2 separate regions of the Homo sapiens genome follow, and region 2 is linked to region 1. A link is a loop called in an ENCODE intact Hi-C map of the cell type or tissue named here. Cell type or tissue: endothelial cell of umbilical vein. All regions are shown on one strand. Region 1 has its middle 1.3 kb from the start of LIN28B-AS1. Region 2 overlaps HACE1 (HECT domain and ankyrin repeat containing E3 ubiquitin protein ligase 1).

Region 1 (2,500 bases):
GCGATTTTTAAATTTAAATCTTGACTAATTTCACAACAAACTTTTTATTGTTTCTGAAGTCTAGCAGAGAACATACATAGTAAGACACCATACAGTCTGACAAGGATTAATGAGAATATAATTATTGAATCATTTAGTTCCAGATCTATTGAGAAGCACCTATAAAGTTACCAAAAACCAATATGCATTACAACCCGATCCAATTCCTTAAATTTTTATGACCTTATATTGTAAAGCAAAGATTAGCTGATCCTACTTGTAAAATGGAAAAGTCAAATAAAACTTTTTTATTCATTGGTAGAAGAGGCCTTGTGTCAGTTTCATTTCTAAAGCTCTGTAGGAAATTAAGCACACTGGATTGCTGTGTTTCATACATGCAAAGATAAATAATTTGGCAGGCAAGAACCTTCCCTAAGATGGACAAGGGTGTAATTATTATTGAAAATGGAATACTGATTATTACATTCTCTTCTGTTAATTTATCATATGACTCCTCTATAAAATCTATGCAAATTCACAGCAGAAGAAAAAAAGGCATAAATTTCATAGCAAATTTATTTTTTCATACAAATTGGCATATATTTCCAAGAATTCACCCTTAACTTTCAAATCTTCCCTGAAAGCTTTCATAAAACTGTGATGTTTTATACTTATTGTTGGACGTAAAAATGTGCTTTTTAAAAAAGCACTTTTGCATTATCTAAGTAAATATGGTAATAACCAGCACCAAAAAAAGAAACATTAATATTTTCTTGATTAAAAATCACTTTAAGTCATATTTTCCCAGCAATGTTGTAAAACGTTTTAAATTCATTCTAATACTAGTTGTCAGGTGTAATTTTCACTTCCACAGTATTTGTGATCGATAAATAAAAAACTACAATAGAATAGGAGTATAATTTATTTTCCCCTTGCATTAACAATAATAGGTATAAAAATCTACAGTGGAGAATTTAGTTCCATGAACAGTGACACTTGGCAACCTTAAAAACCTACGGATGAAAACAAACCCACAAAGAACTGAAGGGAACTCAAGGAAACACAGGCACCTAAGATTTCATTCTGTGTTACATGAAACAATTCAAAATGGCGGACTTACTATTACTTACATTTAAGAAATTTCCGCAATAAGGGCACTAAATACATACTGTTAGATTTTACTCGAAAACACTCAATATTTACCAACGTGCAATTTTTAAAAAAAGTTTTTGGAGTACAAATCTTCACAAAGCACCCGCATCCAATGTTCCAGTCAGTAGTCAGTTAATGCTCCTGCAAACGTATCATTTCCTCTTTGGTTTTTCCTTTTCAAAAACAACCTAAATCCAAGTGCGTTCTTCCCCGTTCTTTTCAAAATCCTTAATTTTAATTCATGAATTTACATCACCGATACCAAAGCAAAAACGATCCCCGACGCCTGCCCGGTACAAAGCAGTTCGGCTTGCGGAGCGCGAAAGGGAGGTGCGCACGCCCTCTGGCGGCGCGGCCCCGTGCGTCCCAGACGAGCCGGCACCGGCCGCGAGGACCCGCCGCCGGGACCCCAGCCTGCGCCGCACCCTCGCGCCCTGCGCCCCCGCGTGGCCTGCGCCCCCGCCCTGCCCCGCCCCGCCCTCCCGCTCCAAGCCGGCTTTGGCCGCCCGGCAGCAACCGCAGCGGCGAGCCTGGGCGGCCGCTGTGGCAACGCAGTGCCCACACCGGGCGCCGACCCAGCAGCACCGAGCGGGGAGAGAAAGGTGTGAACCCGGAAGTACATCGACTGCCCGCGTCTTAGCGGCAGCACCGGGGCAATAAATCAGGGCCGGCGAAGGAAAGACGCGGCGCGCCGGCTTCCGAACCGCAACTTGCTGCGAGACCTGTCACTTCCCCGCGGTGCCCAGTCCTCGCCCCTCCCTGGCGCTCGCGCCTCCTCTTTTCTTCCTGCTCCTCAGCACGGAGCTCCCCTCGACGTTGCTCACGTGCCAGACTCGGGACCGCGAGCGGCGTCCGCACCCGCACGCACACCCGGCCACGCTCGCACTCGCGCGGCCGCGGGGCCGGCTGCTTACCTCCGGGGCCTCATGGTCGCGTCGCTAGCCTGGGTGTGAGAGGGGGAGAGGGTGTGAGGACGTGTGTGGCGTTCAGTCCCGAAGGACGGGGCGGAGGAAGGGGCCTGGAGTCTGTCACTTCCTGAGGGAGCGCGGAGGTCGAGAGACCTGTGAGGCGCGCGGCGGGGCCGGGAGGGTCAGCACATTGTGAGCCGGCAAGGGGACGCGGAACAGCCGGGCGGCGCGCGGCCACCGGGCACGGAATCCGCTGTCGCCACCACTCCGCCGCCGCAGCCCGGCGAGTGGCGGGGCGCGGGGAGGAGGGGGCTGAGCCGGGTGGGGGAGCGCGGGGCGCGGCGGCGGCACCAGGCGGTTCGACTGGAGCCCTGCGTCAGCCGGCGGCACGCGCACACCTGCCCGCCGCCGCTACCGGCCGCGTCATTGGCTGCCGGCGCCGAGCGCGCGAGATTGAACCT
Region 2 (2,500 bases), 160 kb after region 1:
TGGAATTATAGGTGTGTGCCACCATGTCTGGCTAATTTTTTGTATTTTTAGTAGAGATGGGATTTCAATTCACCATGTTGGCCAGGCTGATCTCGAATTCCTGACCTCAAGTGATCTACCCACCTCGGCCTCCCAAAGTGCTGGGATTACAGGCGTGAGCCACCATCTCCGGCCTGCTAGTCAGTATTTTAATAGAAGTTTGGTAATTGTATCTCTTGTTTTAAAAAAACACTAATTATTAGAAATGGATTGTGTCTGTAAGTATATGTATATACATAAATATGCCACATTTTGTAATTTCTTGTCAAAAATTATCCAAATTCTAGGAATTATATGTAATGAAAGGAGCACAGTAAAAAAGCTGTTCATTAGGTTCTTTAGGGATTCTCATTTTTTAATTGAAAAAAGACATTTGTTTAATTGAAAGTTGTTGACATTGATCATATTAATACAGAAAATGTTGAGTGATTATACTTAGGGGTTCTCATTTTTTAACTGAAAAAATCTTATTTGTTTAATTGAAAGTGGTTGACATTGATCATATTAATACAGTAAATGTTAAGGGTGATTATATATAGTAGTAATGTGTGCTTTTAAAACTAAACATTTGAAAATTAAAAGAAGAAAGATTGTGAATTTTTTGTTAGATTTAGTTTTTCCTTTTTATTACAAGGAATACATACATACAAATTAAATTATTGCCATAAATGAAGAAATTGTCATTTATGTAGCATTTGTATAATTTTATTACTTACCTTTAGGCATTACTATCACGTTAACTTGGGAAGATAGAAATGACTAGAGTAAATTTTCTCTTCTATAATATTTGTCTAGTTGTGTTTTGTTTTTTTTTTTTTAATCCTGTAGTTTAAGAATGATGTTTAAAAAACACTTTTGTTTCTCTCAGCCTCTGGAATTGCTTTGGCACTCGTTAGATGAATGGCTAGTTTTAATAGCCACAGAATTGATGAAAAACAAAAGAGACTCAACAGAGATCACTTCTATTTTACTGAAACAAAAAGGCCAAGATCAAGATGCTGCTTCCATTCCTCCATTTGAACCTCCAGGACCTGGGAGCTATGAAAATCTGTCCACTGGCACAAGGGAATCTAAACCAGATGCTCTTGCAGGGAGACAGGAAGCCAGTGCAGATTGTCAGGATGTTATTTCTATGACAGCTAACCGGCTAAGTGCTGTCATTCAAGCTTTTTACATGTGCTGTTCTTGTCAGATGCCTCCGGGGTAAGAAAGTTTTGGCTTATTATTTTTTTTTTCTCTGATAGATGATGAAAAGCAGTGATACTTTTGTAATTTCAAAAACAACAAATAATAATTTGTTGATTTAAAGTTTTCTCCTTGTTTTAAGATACTCATACTAATCTAGATCTAGTAGGGAATATTTAAATATTAAGCAGTATATATTATTACTTTGTAGAATGGTGAATGTCACCTTGTATAGGATCTCTTAATTATGTATTTGAAATGTGTAGAGCAGAAATGCACCAAATTTCAAGATTTTTAAAAAGTCACTTGTTGATATCGTCTGCTGATGAGAAGTTAGAATCATTTTACAAATTGGCTAGGCATACTTCAGTTTCCTAAACTTACAAAGAAGATTCAAAACCAAATTCTTTTTTTTTTGGTTTAGAAGCCAGTCCAGTTCAGTATATATTTATCAAGTTCGCTATATTATATCACAAACTTTTGCCTGTGTATTCTGATTGATGTTTTCCCCCCACAGAATGACTTCACCTCGTTTCATTGAATTTGTCTGCAAACATGATGAAGTTTTAAAATGCTTTGTTAATAGGTAAGCTTTCTGGGTTTGTGGAGTACCCTGCTAGCCTTTCCTCTCTTTACTTACAGTTTCATCTAAACAGAAAAAATACTATTTCTCGTACTATTCAAAATATGCTCAATAACAAATGAAACTTTAATAGATATGGATTATTATGTGTTTTTCTTCTGTTTCAGTGTCAGTGTATCTGAATTTGCATTTCACTTAATGCTACTCATTCTTCCTGTCCATTTAAACAAAATATTTTTCTTTTAGAAATCCCAAAATTATATTTGACCACTTTCACTTTCTCCTTGAATGTCCTGAGTTGATGTCAAGATTCATGCATATCATAAAAGCACAGGTAGAAATTTTTCTTCATCTTTTTATTCTATCTAATGAAATTAATTTCTAAAATTCTAATACTGTTTAGTGGAATAATTATTACACTTCAGACATTCTGTTGTAAGAGGAATGATTGCATGTTACTTTAATATGAGGAGTAAGTTTTCTTCAAGAAATATGTACTGAGTGCCTACTATGTACAGAGGTCTGTACAAAAACAACAGAACACATTGCCACATTTCCTGAAAGGAGCTTAATGAAACTCTTTAGTTCTATAAGGCTGATTGTCCTTTTGAAAAGGATTTTAGCCCCCAAATACATTTGGGAAATTACATAACATATGCCCTTTGGAAATTTATAAATCACATTGGCAGCATG

Evidence for each region. A loop is a pair of places that touch in the nucleus more often than their neighbours do. Peaks named below come from ENCODE experiments on the same cell type or tissue, not always from the same donor. Only the 100,000 strongest peaks of a DNase experiment are listed, where the experiment ranks them.
Region 2: it touches region 1 in a loop (4-fold over the local background); 8 of 110 quality-filtered maps call a loop at or near these places.

What each region holds. Positions count from the first base shown.
Region 1 is chr6:104,940,558-104,943,057 of GRCh38, reverse strand. It overlaps a transcript of LIN28B not described here. Among named protein-coding and RNA genes, the nearest start is that of LIN28B-AS1, 1.3 kb to the right of the region's middle. RefSeq lists an enhancer at 1,475-2,309. In endothelial cell of umbilical vein, a CTCF peak has its summit at 1,454 (motif pointing left); no DNase peak of the experiment used is centred here; H3K4me3 peaks cover 1,079 bases; H3K27me3 peaks cover 617 bases.
Region 2 is chr6:104,783,727-104,786,226 of GRCh38, reverse strand. It overlaps HACE1 (HECT domain and ankyrin repeat containing E3 ubiquitin protein ligase 1), which reads left to right. Exons shown (of 24, transcript NM_020771.4): 12 at 908-1,242; 13 at 1,742-1,810; 14 at 2,054-2,141. Among named protein-coding and RNA genes, the nearest start is that of HACE1, 75 kb to the left of the region's middle. In endothelial cell of umbilical vein, no CTCF peak of the experiment used is centred here; a DNase peak (open chromatin) is centred at 1,156; H3K27ac peaks cover 377 bases.